3 separate regions of the Homo sapiens genome follow, and regions 2 and 3 are each linked to region 1. A link is a loop called in an ENCODE intact Hi-C map of the cell type or tissue named here. Cell type or tissue: Calu3. All regions are shown on one strand.

The links. A loop is a pair of places that touch in the nucleus more often than their neighbours do. Peaks named below come from ENCODE experiments on the same cell type or tissue, not always from the same donor. Only the 100,000 strongest peaks of a DNase experiment are listed, where the experiment ranks them.
Region 2: it touches region 1 in a loop (3.0-fold over the local background); 8 of 110 quality-filtered maps call a loop at or near these places.
Region 3: it touches region 1 in a loop (17-fold over the local background); 4 of 110 quality-filtered maps call a loop at or near these places.

What each region holds. Positions count from the first base shown.
Region 1 is chr4:118,031,721-118,036,720 of GRCh38, forward strand. NDST3 (N-deacetylase and N-sulfotransferase 3) reads left to right here and starts at 2,766. Exons shown (of 14, transcript NM_004784.3): 1 at 2,766-2,872. In Calu3, a CTCF peak has its summit at 2,661 (motif pointing left); DNase peaks (open chromatin) are centred at 1,581, 1,871, 2,231 and 2,641.
Region 2 is chr4:118,221,492-118,226,491 of GRCh38, forward strand. NDST3 (N-deacetylase and N-sulfotransferase 3) reads left to right here. Exons shown (of 14, transcript NM_004784.3): 7 at 3,000-3,182. Among named protein-coding and RNA genes, the nearest start is that of SNHG8, 55 kb to the right of the region's middle. In Calu3, a CTCF peak has its summit at 2,968 (motif pointing left); no DNase peak of the experiment used is centred here.
Region 3 is chr4:116,356,385-116,361,384 of GRCh38, forward strand. No RefSeq gene overlaps it. Among named protein-coding and RNA genes, the nearest start is that of MIR1973, 59 kb to the left of the region's middle. In Calu3, a CTCF peak has its summit at 2,421 (motif pointing right); a DNase peak (open chromatin) is centred at 2,397.

The sequences.
Region 1 (5,000 bases):
ATTCCCAGAGCCATTTAGTAGGTGTTCAATAATTTTTTTGATTACTAAAATGATGAATGCATGGCTGCTCGGAAGACAGAGCAGGCTCTCTCTTGGGTAAGGAGTACATAGAAAAATAAATGTGGGTTCTTAAAATTCTTAAAAGGCACAAGACTTCCAGGGAACACTCCAACTAAAAAATAAATAAAACCAATCTAATACATGTTACTTGGCCAAAGAATTCTAGCATCCTGACATTTTTGTGGGCTTCCAGAAGGAGCAATTGGTTCAGTCACATCTGTAACCCCTCCATCACATAGAACAAAAAGGATATATAACTTCCTGATTTTAAAACACAATTCCAACTAACCCTTTCAGGACATTGGGTTCTAATTGAAGGTCTTGAACTACGAATCCAAATACCCTGATAAAGTTAATAAACAACCAGAATATTTAATTACTGTATCATCGTTTGTGTCTCTTTCAGTTTCAAGGGACAGCAAATGCAGTCCAAGCTGCCTTAAGACAAAAGTGAATGTGGCCAGTCGCGGTGGCTCAAGTCTGTAATCCCAGCACTTTGGGATGCCGAGGTGGGCGGATCTCGAGGTCAGTAAATCGAGACCATCCTGGCTTACACGGTGAAACCCCGTCTCTACCAAAATACAAAAAATTATCCGGGCCTGGTGGCGGGCTCCTATAGTCCCAGCTACTCGGGAGGCTGAGGCAGGAGAATGGTGGGAACCCGGGAGACGTAGCTTGCAGTGAGCTGAGATCACGCCACTGCACTCCAGCCTGGGCGACAGAGCGCGACTCCGAATCAAAAAAAAAAGTGAATGTATTTGTTTATGAATGAAAATATCCAGAGATAGAACTTATTTCAGCTACAGCTCGATTCCAAGCTCGAAAATCTCCATCTGGGTTTCACTTTTCTCCAACTCTCAGTTCTGCCTTCCTGAGTATCAGCTTTATTTTCAGACTTCAAGCTCTAAGCTCACATCTTCATTATGCAAAGTCCAGTAGAAGAGAGTCCACTTTCTTAAGAGAGGAAGGAAAAAAAAAAGTCCCAGAATGGTGGTTTTTTTCTGTTTTTCTCTCTGATTGGCCAGACCTGGGTTACATACCTACCCATGCTACCAGGACAGAAAGCCATCACTGGCCAGACCTGAGCTGTGGGTCTACCAGTGAGTCAGCAGCGGCTGACATCACCTAAAGCAAATGGGCTGCGGGGTGAGATCAAGTGGTTGGATCTTCCAAAATGAACAGGAGTACTGTTTCAACAAGAGTGAGTGCTGGGAAGCAAAACCACAAATGGCCAATACAAAGTATCATTAGTAGACCCCACTTAATACAATTCACATGTTAGTGGAACCAAATGAAATTTTTAAAAATATATATCATTCGATTCACACTTCTAATCAAACTATAGTTCTGGAGAGGGTAACCTCACACCTTGAATCCAAAATATCTCTTCAGTTGCTGGCCTTCCACTTGTCTTCAGGAGCTGAAACACATGGCATTTGAAAAAAACTGGCGAACAGAGGAAACTCTTGCAGCCTCGCAGCCGCCCTGGTCCAGTGCCAACGGCAGGAGCACCACAGGAAGGGACCGCGCGGGTGCGCCCCACCCTTCCAGCGTCGCCTCGGGGACTCGCACCCCTTTCCCTGGCCGCACAAGACGTTTCATCCTTGGCGGCCGCCGCCAACCCGCCGGGAGGGGCGGTCGGAACTGGCAGGCCGGGGCGGAACCCCCGGGGTCTCCTTGTCGAGGCCCGGGCAGCCAGATCCTCAGGGCCGGTCCGGGCGGGAGCCCGGTCGATGGAGGCGGCTCCCGTCCTCAGCTCCCGCTCCCTCCCCTTCCCCGGGGCGGGCGCGCGCGGGCCGGGAGCTGGGAGGCGGCGGCTCCCGCCCGGGAGGCGGTGGCGAGGGCGGCGGAGGCGCGGCCGGGCGGGTCCCAGGGCCGTGGTTCTCCAGCGCAGGAGTCCCCGGCGCACCCGCTGCGCTCGCCCCGCAGCCGCAGCCTGAGCGGCCGAAGTCGCCACCAGCTGTGTCCGCGCAGATCCCGGGCGCGGAGGGGAGAGGTCGCCCGCTTGTCGCCCCCGCCGGACCCCGGGCACCGCGTAGCACCCAAGCGCCACCCGGACGAGGGGCCCTGGGGAGCGGCTGAGGCCGAAGACCCGAGGGAAGGAGGAGCCCGCGGACGGCTGCAGCCCCAGGTAATCTCCATGGAGGACGGGGCCGGTCTCCTCGCCCAGAAACCCGATCCGGGCGCCTTGGAATGCGGACTCCAGAGGCGGCATCTCGACCAGACAAGTTTCTCGCGGCTTGGAATGAGGGAGTCCTGAAACCGACACTCGTTTTATTTAACCAGCTTTTTTCTCCTGTTTTAAATAAGTTTATTTAGACAATGGAAAGAAAAAAACAAACAGCCTCTTGAGTGACTGTGGGTTTGTAAATATAATCCTAAAAGTTTTTCATGGTGTGGTTATTTGCTTGCTCATATTTATTAACCTGTTAACTCTTCCGCTAGTCAGAAAATTGACATGTAAAATATTCTTTGAGGAACGTTACAAGTTTGCTGTTGTATTCGGGCATCCTGTTATTCATCAGCTTAGTTAGCATCTGTCTTCCCCCGAAGTGGTACCAAAGCCGGTCCCTTGGCGACGGGTCTTGCATGTGACACTCTTGCCCTCTAGTGCCTCACCAGCTTGGTAGCAGTTTGATGGCTAATATTAATAAGATGTTACATAACATGAGAGTACTGGGCCAGGACTGGTGTTGCTACCACTTGTAAAGTCAAAAAGCCTGAGCCGATGGTAACGAGTGGTACTGTTTCCGTTTCTTTTCCATCTATTGCAACTTTCTCAAGCATTTTCAGCTCTGAACTTTAATTCCAGGTAAGTGTATTTATTTATTTATACTGTGCATTAATGCCTCACTCATAAATGTAGGGGCTTTTAAGAGATAACAACTTTGCTTTCAAATAATCTAAAAATTTCAAGATTGAACAAGTGCTTCATTTTATTCTTGAAGAAGAAATATAGAGTATTTTGATTAAATTAAGTGAAACAAAGGACCGTCTCATTCAGGGATGATTTTAAAGCTTCCCTTTCATAAGATTATGGTACTAAAGAAATGACCTCTTGTAATTGTTTAAGATATTCACCAACTTATAATGATTCTGAAGTAGATCTGTTTAACAGAACACATGTCTGTTGCCTTGACAGAATTTTGTAAGGAATATCAGAGACTTTAAACTACCTGCCTATCTACACAGTAATGATCCTCAAAAGGCTTTCTATTTGATGCAGTTTATAGACATTATTTAAAACTATACAATTAATAAAATTAAATGGAAATGGAAAGAATCAATCTAGGTATCAAATACAGAAACTTTAAATTTAAAGAAAACAGATATATCTTCTATTTAATATATCCATTTTGTGGGGGCAGGTAAAAGCAAAGTTACATCTTTAAGGGGTTTACTCAGATCCTTTTTCAAATAGTTTTTCTAATAGCTGGATACTGTTTAAGCATCAGAGTTATTTAATGTCGAAAATGTATTAGTATCTATATTCTTTATAAACATATTGAAATATAGCAACATGTAATCTGGAAGAGTTTAGAAGAAAACCCTTCTAGACAATGCAAACAGCTACATTCTTAATACATTTGTATTAAATTAAAATACAAATCAAATATTGAGATGTGTGCAACTGATCTGGGACACACACTTTTTTTTTGTTTTTTTTTTTTGCCCTTAGAAAATTTCATGTTATCAACTACTGAGCAATGCTGTTCACCACCAGAGAGCAGGATGATATGGCAGAGAAACTCTAGAATATCCGATATTCAGCTGAAGGGAATTTTTTTCCCTTTTTCTTCATCCATACCTTCCTATCAATATTATATTTAAGATGGAGATTTCAAATATAAGTTTGAAGGAGGCTCCTTTTTAAAATAGTACTGAACATATAAAGAGGCTTGCCTAAGATAAGCTCTTTTTTTTCTTTCTCTGGTTAACACAGTATCTACCATTTCTAATTTTGTTATCATTTTTCTTTATCATCTTGATGGTAAAACAGAAGATTTGTTTCTTTGTGTAAATAATGTTAATTTTGAGCTTGTCACATGAGTTAATTTTCTTCATAGTCTTTAAAATGAAGAATTCTTACATTACTAAAATGTTTTAGATAAAATAAAACTTTTATCTCTTTCTGGAGATATTTGTTATAGTTTAGTTTGGTGGAGTTATATATACCCTCTTTTTAAATTAATTTTCTTGAGAAAAGCATTATTTCTGAACATTGAGGCAAATATTAATTTTTGGTGTAACTGAAAAGTTTGTTAAAAAATATATAGTAGAAGAGATAATCAGGCATTGGAGATTCTTTTTCTAAACCATATATTCTGCTAAAGAAGTTATTATAAGCTAAAATGTAAATATGTAATTGTCTACCTGTCATTTCAAAATTTTAAAACTGTAAAGAAATTACAATTTTTTTTCTTTTAATCTTGGGACTCTGATTATATGACTTCCTTGAAACCTGATTGAGTTTCAGCTGCTTTTTGGTGATTAGAGCCTTAAAAGTGCATTTGTTAAGATGCAAAATATATTTTTTTAAACTATATGTAAATACTTTGTGATTTATATACACTATAAAATCAGGGAAATTGAATTAAGGATAAAAACACTATTCTCAACTAAATGAATGCCTTGAATTTCTAATTGCTTAACAGTTCTGACAGTAAGGGAAAACAGTAGAAGTTTACTTTCCCTGTGCTGTGTCTATTATAAATGAGCATTCACACTGAAATGCATGAACTCTGAACACCTGTCCAGATTAGGAATGCTGCCAGGCCACAAAAGTAACGACCTACATTATAAAGATAATTAGTCTGAACAATCCTCAAAACTATTTCATGACTGAAGTTTCTCGTAAAGGGGTGATTTTAATATTTCTTGGTTTGTCTGTTTGTTTATAGTAAAAAACTATACTCTTAGATACCTGGATATCACAGTGA
Region 2 (5,000 bases), 190 kb after region 1:
GCGTTTGCACCAGGACCTGTATTTTGCTTTTTATTCTTGGTAATGAGCCATGCATCCCCCATACCTAGAGCTTAGTGGATTCACAGGGTTGATGCTAGAAAGTATAGATAAAGCTTCCCACACTTTTCTCTTAGTTACACTTTGACAAACAGTATCTGTTTCCTCTCTCATAAAGACTAATGTATGTGGTATTTGACATTTACCTTTTCCCTTTTTACAGAAAAAAATTCACAGATAACCATCTGGCTATACACATCTATATCTCACAGACTAGAAAGAATTGTTTCAGTTGTTAATCATATAAACATTATGCCTTTGGCAGTTTCAAATGATGTGAGTTTTAAGCAGCTAAACAGTCCTTTTGGTGACAACTAATTACTCATAGTGTGTTTATAGCAAAAATTGTTTTATAAATGCAATTGTCACTTCTATTGACACTTTCCATCTCATTGGAATCTACAAGTATAATAAAAATAATTTATTTTGATCAATTTTCCATCTAAAAAAAAAAAAACAAAAATAAAACCTCAGTCCTGAAGCACTCTTAAAATTGTAAAAGTATCATCTTTAGGAAAAGACTAATATCTGCTTCTCCTGAACTAGCAGCCTTTTCAAGCCTTTTCTTTGTTTCTTTCTATGCTGTACAGAAATTGTTGTCAGGTGAGGAATTGCCAAGAAGTGAAATGACATTATAAATGTCATAGGTCAGTACACAGGTAAGGAAGAAAGACTGTCTAGAAAGCAAGCTAACTTTTTAACCAAAACATTCTTGTTATATATCTGTTTTTGTCAATTATGTTCCTTAATGTGCATACCTTCCTAAGAAAAAAGTAACAAAGAAAGAGAGGTTACATGTTCAGCAAAAGATATGCAATATTCCATGTCTATAGAAAATATTGTGATTCATGAAAAAAAAAAGTTCAAAAAGAAATTGAAATGTATTATGCCTGACAAATTATACTCCCTTATGGCCTTCAGGGGCACAAAACAAATCTCAGGCTTGAGTACAGAGTCTAAAAGGGTCATAAGGTGACATGCGTTACAAAAACATTAAACCGTCCTTTAGCTTATGGTGCACCTTGCATTATATTAAAGTGGGAATATAAAAATAGAATTGAACATTTGGGAAAAGTTCCACGCTTGGAGGCTAAGTAGGTTTTCTTTTACAGGACTAAGTTCAACACCTTATAAGTATCACCTTAATTCTTCCAAATCAGGTTCAGTTTCATGAAAAGCAATGTTCTTTACTAGCTCATAACTCATTTTGGGTTCCATCTGTCTTTATCAGAAAGAGTAGCATTTTTTTACTTTCCATAGTCATGCAGGTAGAGAGTAGCTCTCTGCTTTAATTGTCAGAATAAAATGTTTTCTGAGGTTAAAAAGTGAATTCAAAGGGATTTCGAATGTATTAGTATCATGAGGTTATATAGTATCTCTATTTCCCATTTTCTGTCCCATGCAGATATTATTCAAGTGAAATATGACACATATAGACTTACTGACAAATCTTTCATAAAAATAAAGCAAGAAATTTGAACTTACTAACCAGGTTAAAAATACACATTTTTAAAATTGTATTTAAAAAAATTTTTAGGAGAAAGGTGACCAGAAGTATCATTTTTCTACCTTATTAAGCTACACTGAAAAATGTGGCATGTAAAACAAATGAGTAAAGACCACCTCCAACGACATTAGAAAAAAACTTCCAAATTTAAGAATGATTTTCATAAGTTTCTCAATCACCTAATGTTCTGATAAATTTTACAGGAGAAAAAGAGGAAATTTAAGTCACAGAATTGAAGTTGCTATTAAAAAATAACCAGAAGATTTAAGTTTTAAAGTCTCATTTTTTAAGAAAGACCCAAAATGGTAAAAGGCTTAGTTCCCAATTCCATGACTGCATTGGTCTGCTGGTACAGACAGCTATTTTAAATCACTCACAAAATAATTTATTTGTAAAAGTTCAAAGATTTAATATATGTTCAGGCAGAGTGAATAGAAATGCAAATATTCTTGATCACAATGAAGCTTTTTATGTAAAAGCCTGCAGGATTTGTTCCATAGGATATTACTACTTCCTCTTATTCATAGTTGTTAAGTAATTACATTTTTCTTATTTATTGTGTTAAATATTAACATAACTTTTTCTCTCATCTCTGTCACATTACCTCAATGAATTTTCTTGAATATTTCTTTCAGCCTCTTAATGAATGACCTATTAAATTCATTATTATGATTATAGTAAACCATTGTTACTATTCATTCACATGACATTATATATTTTAGGAAAGTACTATTATCACATGAATTATTTTATGATCTTTTTTATAGCAGCATAAACGTCACAATGGCTTTCTTTGCCATTAAAAATCTCATGCAGAAGAATTCATTTGTCAACACTAACCAGCAAAAATTATCTGCATTCACTTAAAGCTACAAATACCCATTCTACGTCTACATCCCAGACCAATGCAGTCTAACCTGCAGAGTTCAAATTTATTTTATTATAAAAAGTTTCCTGCACTTTCTGTGATTGTCTTTCAATGCATGGATTCAATCTAGGTCAGGTGCTTCCATAGGAAGAGTCAATTTTATCTAGCCAAGCATTAAAGATTTTTCTTAAAGGAGATGTTTTATATTGGGAATAATGGAACTAAGGAATGTGAAAAAGGGCTTGAGAAATATACAGGTTGTTATTCAGCATCAGTCTTATTGCACCAACATGGGTATACAGCAGCTATTGATGTTGAATGTATTTTTTTGTTATGAAATATAAGAAAATTTCAGGGAAAAAATGCTCAAGTCTTGCTGATAACACATCCTCCAGTATGTATTAATATAATGAGGGTTTGAGGGACATGTCCCAAATCCAAAAACACGCCATCAACTGAAACCCTGTGCAGACTACTTAAGGAAAAAAACTAGCATGGCTGTGATTATACTGCCCTCTAGTGTCAAAATAAATGTTATTTACACTGAAGTTCATTTGCTTTTTTCAGATCAGCATTTTCATGACCCATTTGTCCAACTATGGGAATGACCGACTGGGATTATATACATTTGTTAATCTGGCCAACTTTGTGAAGAGCTGGACCAACCTGCGACTTCAGACTCTGCCTCCAGTACAACTGGCCCACAAGTATTTTGAGCTGTTTCCTGATCAGAAAGACCCTCTCTGGCAGGTAAAATTAATTAAATAATTGATATAACCAGTTAATTCCAGGAACATAATTCTGTGAGATATCCCAAATTTGAAAAGTGAAGGCACCTGAAAAAACCTGCATTTTGGAAATGTTAGTAAATTTGAGAAACTACTCCTTCCTAAACTGTAGTTGTATATCATTGCTACATATTGCACCCAATTCCCTGTTCCCTTGCACATTGGAAATTATGGGATTCGGAAAGTTCAGTGACAGATTCAATGAATATAACGTCTTCAATCAGGAGTGAGAGATAAATCTACAGGTTGCAATAGGCTGGAAGAGTAGAAGATGGTAAACAGGTCGTTTGTTAGACAGGTAGCCTTTGAACACATCCCCATATCTCTAATGACTAAACCATATTAAAGGATCTCTGAGAAGAGTTCAGAACTGACATCTGCCTTCTGAACCACGAGGTACACCAACAGCCAACAGCCACTGAATGTGGACAGCTTTCAAAAGTATTAATTGGGGATTAATATGGGGGAAAGCATTTCATGGGAAAATCACTGAGCTTCTTAAGATAAATACCACATGAATACAGCATATTCAGATGACTCTGGGGGTAACCTAGATTTCAAAGCATAGACTCTTATGTATCATAGAATTGCAGGAACAACTTTGAATTTAAATTGTCCACTCCATGATCTGTGAAAAATAATAATCTTGGCAAATAATTACATATTGCTTATTATATGTCAGACGGGGCACTTGACATGTGTTAACTCATTTAATCCTCACAACTACCTTAAGTGGTAGGTACAGTTATGATTTGCATTTTACAGATGAAGAAACTGAAGCACAGAAAGGCTAAGTCAATTAAGCAAGGTCACACAGCTAGTGTGTTGCAGAGCAGGAATCAGTTGTAGGCCATCTGGTTCCAAAAGCTGTACTTCTTAATCACTGTTCTAAACGCTACTAGAGTTACAGACAGAGCTGATGGTAAAACAATAACAATCATCAGAAGTAGAACTCAGTAACTTTTTACCACAGATTGAAGTTGTTAACTCTGAACTTTATACTCAATGCATTCAGCTTTCAACCGTAAGTTAATTACCTCCTGAGCACACACAGATGACTCCAAGAGACATAACTGCATATTTAGCAGGTTAAAGTTGGTGGTTGTGGACTTATGACTGCATATTACTTTTCCGTTGTTTTAACAAGCATCTTTTCATTTTAACCACCACGAAACATCACCAAATGTTAGCCAATGGAAAGACATGCAATTTTCCTGCTAATTCAACCTTACTTTTAAACTGAAATCATTATTTCAGGTGACAAGTTTTAAACTGTTTTTTTGTTTTTTTTTTCAGAAGAACAGCCAAAAAGAATACTCTCACTTTAGTCTTAACATCTGTTGCTTATTAAAAATAAGCAGAAGTCTTATTTAACTTCACATACCTATGGTATTAATTGACTAGAAATAAAAAAGTGGTACTGTTTGCCCATTCCTGAAATAATATTAAAGGGTACTGTAATTCTTCCTCCTTTTCTACATAATATATACTTTGTTCTTAAAATGAAGGGTGTTCTAAATAGGACTTGTGCAGTGGATGTTGGTGTTAAATATTATAGACCAAAAGCAGAATCCCTAAGGTAGTAATTCACCCTCATTATTCCCTTTTGCTAAAACTTAGGACTTTCTAGCATCATAGTCTATAAAGTTACATTTTTAGATATACATTTATCAACCTTTGACGGCAGCTGAGACGTATCTGCTGTCTCTTTAGATAGTAGTATTTTGGCCAGATCCCTATCCCTTTGAAGCACAGCTGGAAAGCTCAAAGTTACTTAGAA
Region 3 (5,000 bases), 1.7 Mb before region 1:
TTTGAGATGTGAGGGTATGAAAAAGCTCAGACTTTAAAAAAATGTTAAGTCATTGCAGAAATGCTTAACATTTCTGTGTTTCTTTTATTTATTTATTTTTTGCTTTCTTTGGCTCAGAGTAGATTGGTTTCATCTCTTAAGTATATAATGGGAGTGCTTTTCCTAAATACCTTTTGACTATTCTTCCTCACCTATAGCTTTACCAATTGGTAAAGAAAAATAAATTATTTGTAAGTCTTCAGAAACATTGGGCTGTTGATAAATTGCAAAGAGCAATACCCTCAGATCTTTCTACAGGCAGTGAATGAGTAATGTGGATATGAAATATCACTGTAAAAATTACCAAAAATATTATTTTCATAGAAACCAACGTTTTTGAGACTCTGAATGCTTTTAACTCCTATGTTAGAATACATATTTTCATAAATATTCCCAGAATCCTTGAGTCAGCTTTCTAAAATCCACCTTTCAGCCTGCCCAGGCAGTCACTTTTATTCAGAACATAACTTCTTAGAAGGAATGAGGAGACAATTAATCCTGAAGTGAATTCTTTAATACTAGAGAAGGTGAAAAGAATACAACTTAGCACAAGTCAACTAGTTGTGAATTATAGGAAATATAGTTCTATATTATTATTACTCTGTGTTTGAGACTTTCTTTTACAAAAAGAATCTATAATTTGAGAGGAGTTTTCTGTAGAATCATAGCAAGCCTTCATTTTTTAAAAATATTTCCCATTCTTAGTTTTTTTCTTCTAGATAATAGAATTAAAAGCAAATGTTTGTAGAGTGTGACAAATAGCAAACAAATTTATGTAAAATTAAGTAAAATTGGTTGCTTGGAATCAAGCAACAAAAATAGTTGACCTAATTTCAAATTTCTCAATTGACATTGGTTTGTGCACTAATTGCTTAAAACAGATATATCTGCAGATAGTTTCATCCTTAAAAGGAATATTGTTTGCAATTATGTATGATGCTTTGAATCATATTAAACAAAGATATTAAAACATGATGCCATCCAAATGTTGGTTGGCTATTCTGTCTCCTCCATACACACTTTTTTACATAATTGTAGTACAAATATTCCTAACCTCAGTAATCTAGAGCACTCAAATATAGGTCAAACCACATCTAGTAACACTGAAAAAAATCCTTTTAATTTCCTTTAATTTTTGTTGTGGTGGGAAGTAAAATAGGTTACTATAACCCCTTACTTTTGGTTCTCTGCTTGCTTTATTTCATTCTTATTATTTTTTTAAAAGTTCAGGTGCAATTTATATACGATAAAAAATAAAATGCTAAAATGGAAACTCAAAGTATACAAAAAAGAAAACACACAGTTCTAAGTGTTCTATTTGATGAATTTTGCTAATTCCATGGAAATGTGAAACTTACAAAAGAAAAAAATAAAGCAAAGAATGATGGAGAACATTTCATCACTAAAGTTCCCCAGTGTAAGGGAAATGGCTGCACTTTAGTCAGGAGTAGGCCAAGGCAGGCTTCTGATGTGGCATGACTCAGCAGGTTTGGAGCACAGGTGCACAACTCTGCACATTATGTAACCACTCCATGTGAGGCGCATTATGTAACCACTCACATGACCTCGCACTTGGCTCGGAGCCACTATTGTCTGTAAAAGGTATAACTACCCTGCTGATGCTGTACATACGGATGGCTTGCTTGCTCCCAGAGAGAGAACAAAGCCATGTTGAAACTTCTTACAATTCCTCAAGTGTTCTTTCAGCTGTCTGCCACTTGTCTACCCACTCCCTTCGGTCCTCAGCTTGGGTTGGAATCTGACACTTGGTGTGACACTTGACATAGTCGACAGGATGCCAAAGTGAGTGAGCCTTTGGCCCCTGTTGATTCCAGGTCAGCCATGTGGCCACAACATGGATTGTGGTACTTGGATAGGCTGTGCTTACAAGCATCTGTGCTGCTTGGATGGGCTCTGGTGGAAACCTGGGTGGTGGTAGGTGGGTCCCCCACAAGCATGGAGAAGGCACTGAAGCAGCTGGAAGCACAGAGCATCGAGAAGGAGCCAGCCTTTGCCAGCAGTTGGTTGGGCATTTGTGACTGTGCTGCAGGAATTGCCTGCTTAGTCCCTAAGGGGTCCCGCGGGGAGGTGTGGGAATTAAAGAAACAGTGTTACCAGCGTCCAGGAAACCCCTGCCCACCTGGATGCTTTGTCTGTGAAACGAGGGGGCAGATTGTATATGCTGTTCCACCTCTGAGATGGAAAAGCTGGCCTCTATCACAACTCATCCCTTCTTTCGTCAGTGGCTGCAAGTAAGTAGCTGGCTGGAACAAGGGCAAGGTGACCACACCCTGACTGAGAGGCTATGGGCAACCACAGGAACTGTGAACGATGCCGGTGAAATACTCAAAACTGTCAGTAGATGGCAGTCGTATACAGACTTGGTGCAAGTCATTCAGGAGAAGGGTAATGCTGCATGACCAGGTCCCTCCCGGGAGTTCCAGTTCAAAGATTATTTGCTGCAGCTGGGCGCGGGTGTAGAGCTTTTTCTATTTGATTAAGGAACTGGCCAAGGTGACCAGCTTAGAAAAACACCGGACGACTGGAGGCCACATGTGAAATTAGCAATCCACTTGTCCCCCACCAACATACGGCAAGTGCTGGCACTGGTAGACACTAGCACAGATACATTCTATGGGTGGACATTCTACATGGCTTGGCAGCTGACCCATTTATCACGGACTTGATGGACCACTTTATGATGAAATTGGAACAGTACCACTATAGTGGAACAATAGTGGCCACATAGTGGCCAATGCATTCTTCTCAATTGACATTGCTCTAGAGAGCCAGAAATAGCTTTCCTTCATGGAACGATGACAATGGACTTTCACAGTGTTGCCGCAGGGCTATATGCATAGCCTCACTATATGTCATGGTCTCTATATGTCATGGGTGATATTATGTTAACTTCTGATTATTTTGCAGATTTAGAAATGGCAATGCTCCTCTTTCCTGGGATTGGAATGGTGCGGCTGGGACCTCCTTCCTAGCAGCCAGCTGGGCTATTCAGCAGGCACAAGCCCTACAGGAAGTTGACCAGGGGCACCCATTTGAGCTGCATGTGCATGTGACCACAGATGGTTTTGGCTGGGGCCCCTCGCAGTGCACGGAGCCCTTTAGAATGCCAGTAGATTTTTGGTCCCAACTTTGGAAAGCAGCTGAGCTCCGGTATTTCTTGACAGAGAAACAGCAGCTGTATATGCCGCCCTTCAGCCTCATGAGAGCATGACAAGATAGGCTACAGTTGTCATGCGGACAACATACTCTATAGTGGGATGGGTGCATTCATGGGCAATGACCCCTTGGACTGGGACAGCGCAGACATCCACCTTAGCAAAGTGGGACACGTACTTTGAGCAGCGGAGTACTCTGAGTATGAGTCCCTTAGAAGCAGAGCTGCAAGAGGTCTTGGGACCTGTAGTCCTAATGCAAGATAAGGCCATGGGGCCTGAGGCACCCCTAGACCCCAAGCCAGCACCATTTAAGGAAGGGAGCCCCCCTATTGCCAGTGGGTCATGGTACACAGATGGGTCTAGCCAAGATACTACTGCTTCCTGGAAAACTGTTGCAGTCCAACCTAATATTGACACCATACGGTTTGAAACTGAGTATGGGCAAAGTAGCCAATGGGCTGAAGTTAGATCAGTGTGGATGGTGATCACTAAGGAGGTGACACCTATGACAATCTGTACCAATAGCTGGGTGGTCTCTTGAGGCTTAACCTTGTGGTTACCTACCTGGAAAATACAGAAGTGGCCACTTGGTCACTGGTCCATGTGGGGCCAAGCTATGTGGCAAAACTTATGGGAGGAAGGATGACCTCCCACAACCAGGTGTGGAGATGAATGGTAGGCAAGAGAACAGAAAACTTGGCTGTGACCATGGACCACATGGACCAAAGCCCCCCACTCCTGGTAGCTGGCCATCAAAGCTCCCTGGGTAGAGGGCCTACAGTATGACTTGCATGAAACTCCTTGGGTGTTCAATACATGTCCCTCACAGTTGACTGTTCATAGGGGAACAGTCGGGGGGGAACCCTTCTCCAGGGGACATATGTACTGTCTGCATGTCCTATTATGAGCTTTCCTGTGACTTTGGCATATATACAGGACCCAAAGTAATCATGGGGAGCCGAGAAAATGTGCTACCATCGCCCAGTGCAGAAACCTTTGGTGGCTGCATTCTTATCCAGGATGAAAGGTTAGCCTGTATTTTGCCTGAGGGATGTGATTTACCTCTGTTAGTACCTGTGCCTGCTCTGTCATTTTGACCATTGGTTAACATGCTCCGATTGCATTGTGGGCTGGGCCCTCGACTACACTGAGGTAACCAATGTTTCCAACAGTTGGATCTGCATTGCCCTTCCAGCAGCAGCTGCAGATGGCTTGCCTCAGCACATACATTCAGGGTCTGCAGAGAACTGAACATGGCTGGAGATTTGGGGTCCCATGACCGATGCCTGGAACGCAACATGGCTAGCCTTGGACAAAGGACACTGCAAGACCCATGGTACACCCACCTCCTGGCTGGCCCATAGTGTTTATGATGGGTGGGACTGGCTAGTGGGGGAACATGTAGTACCCCTGACCCAAGCAACATGGTGCATAGAACAGCATTAGGGTACCGCCACTGTGGGATGGATGCCCCTTACGACCTGTGCAAACATAACACATGTCACCACACTGAAGGTATGGTATAGCAAGCAGCCCCACCACGGTCAGGCTCTGATGGACTTTGTGCCCCCTGGGAGTTTATGAGTCTGTGGGTACACAGGGTGGTCTTACCAGTGAACTGGACTGGCTGTTGTACATGGGGGTGGTCTTATGTACGTGCCACTGTTCTCCCCACATTGCCCAGACACTCACATAACTGGGAGGTGGTACGCTCTTGGTTTTTGCAAGTGTGATGAGCCCCCTGGTGGTTCTACCCCTTAGAAATGACTATCCCTGGAGCCGGTG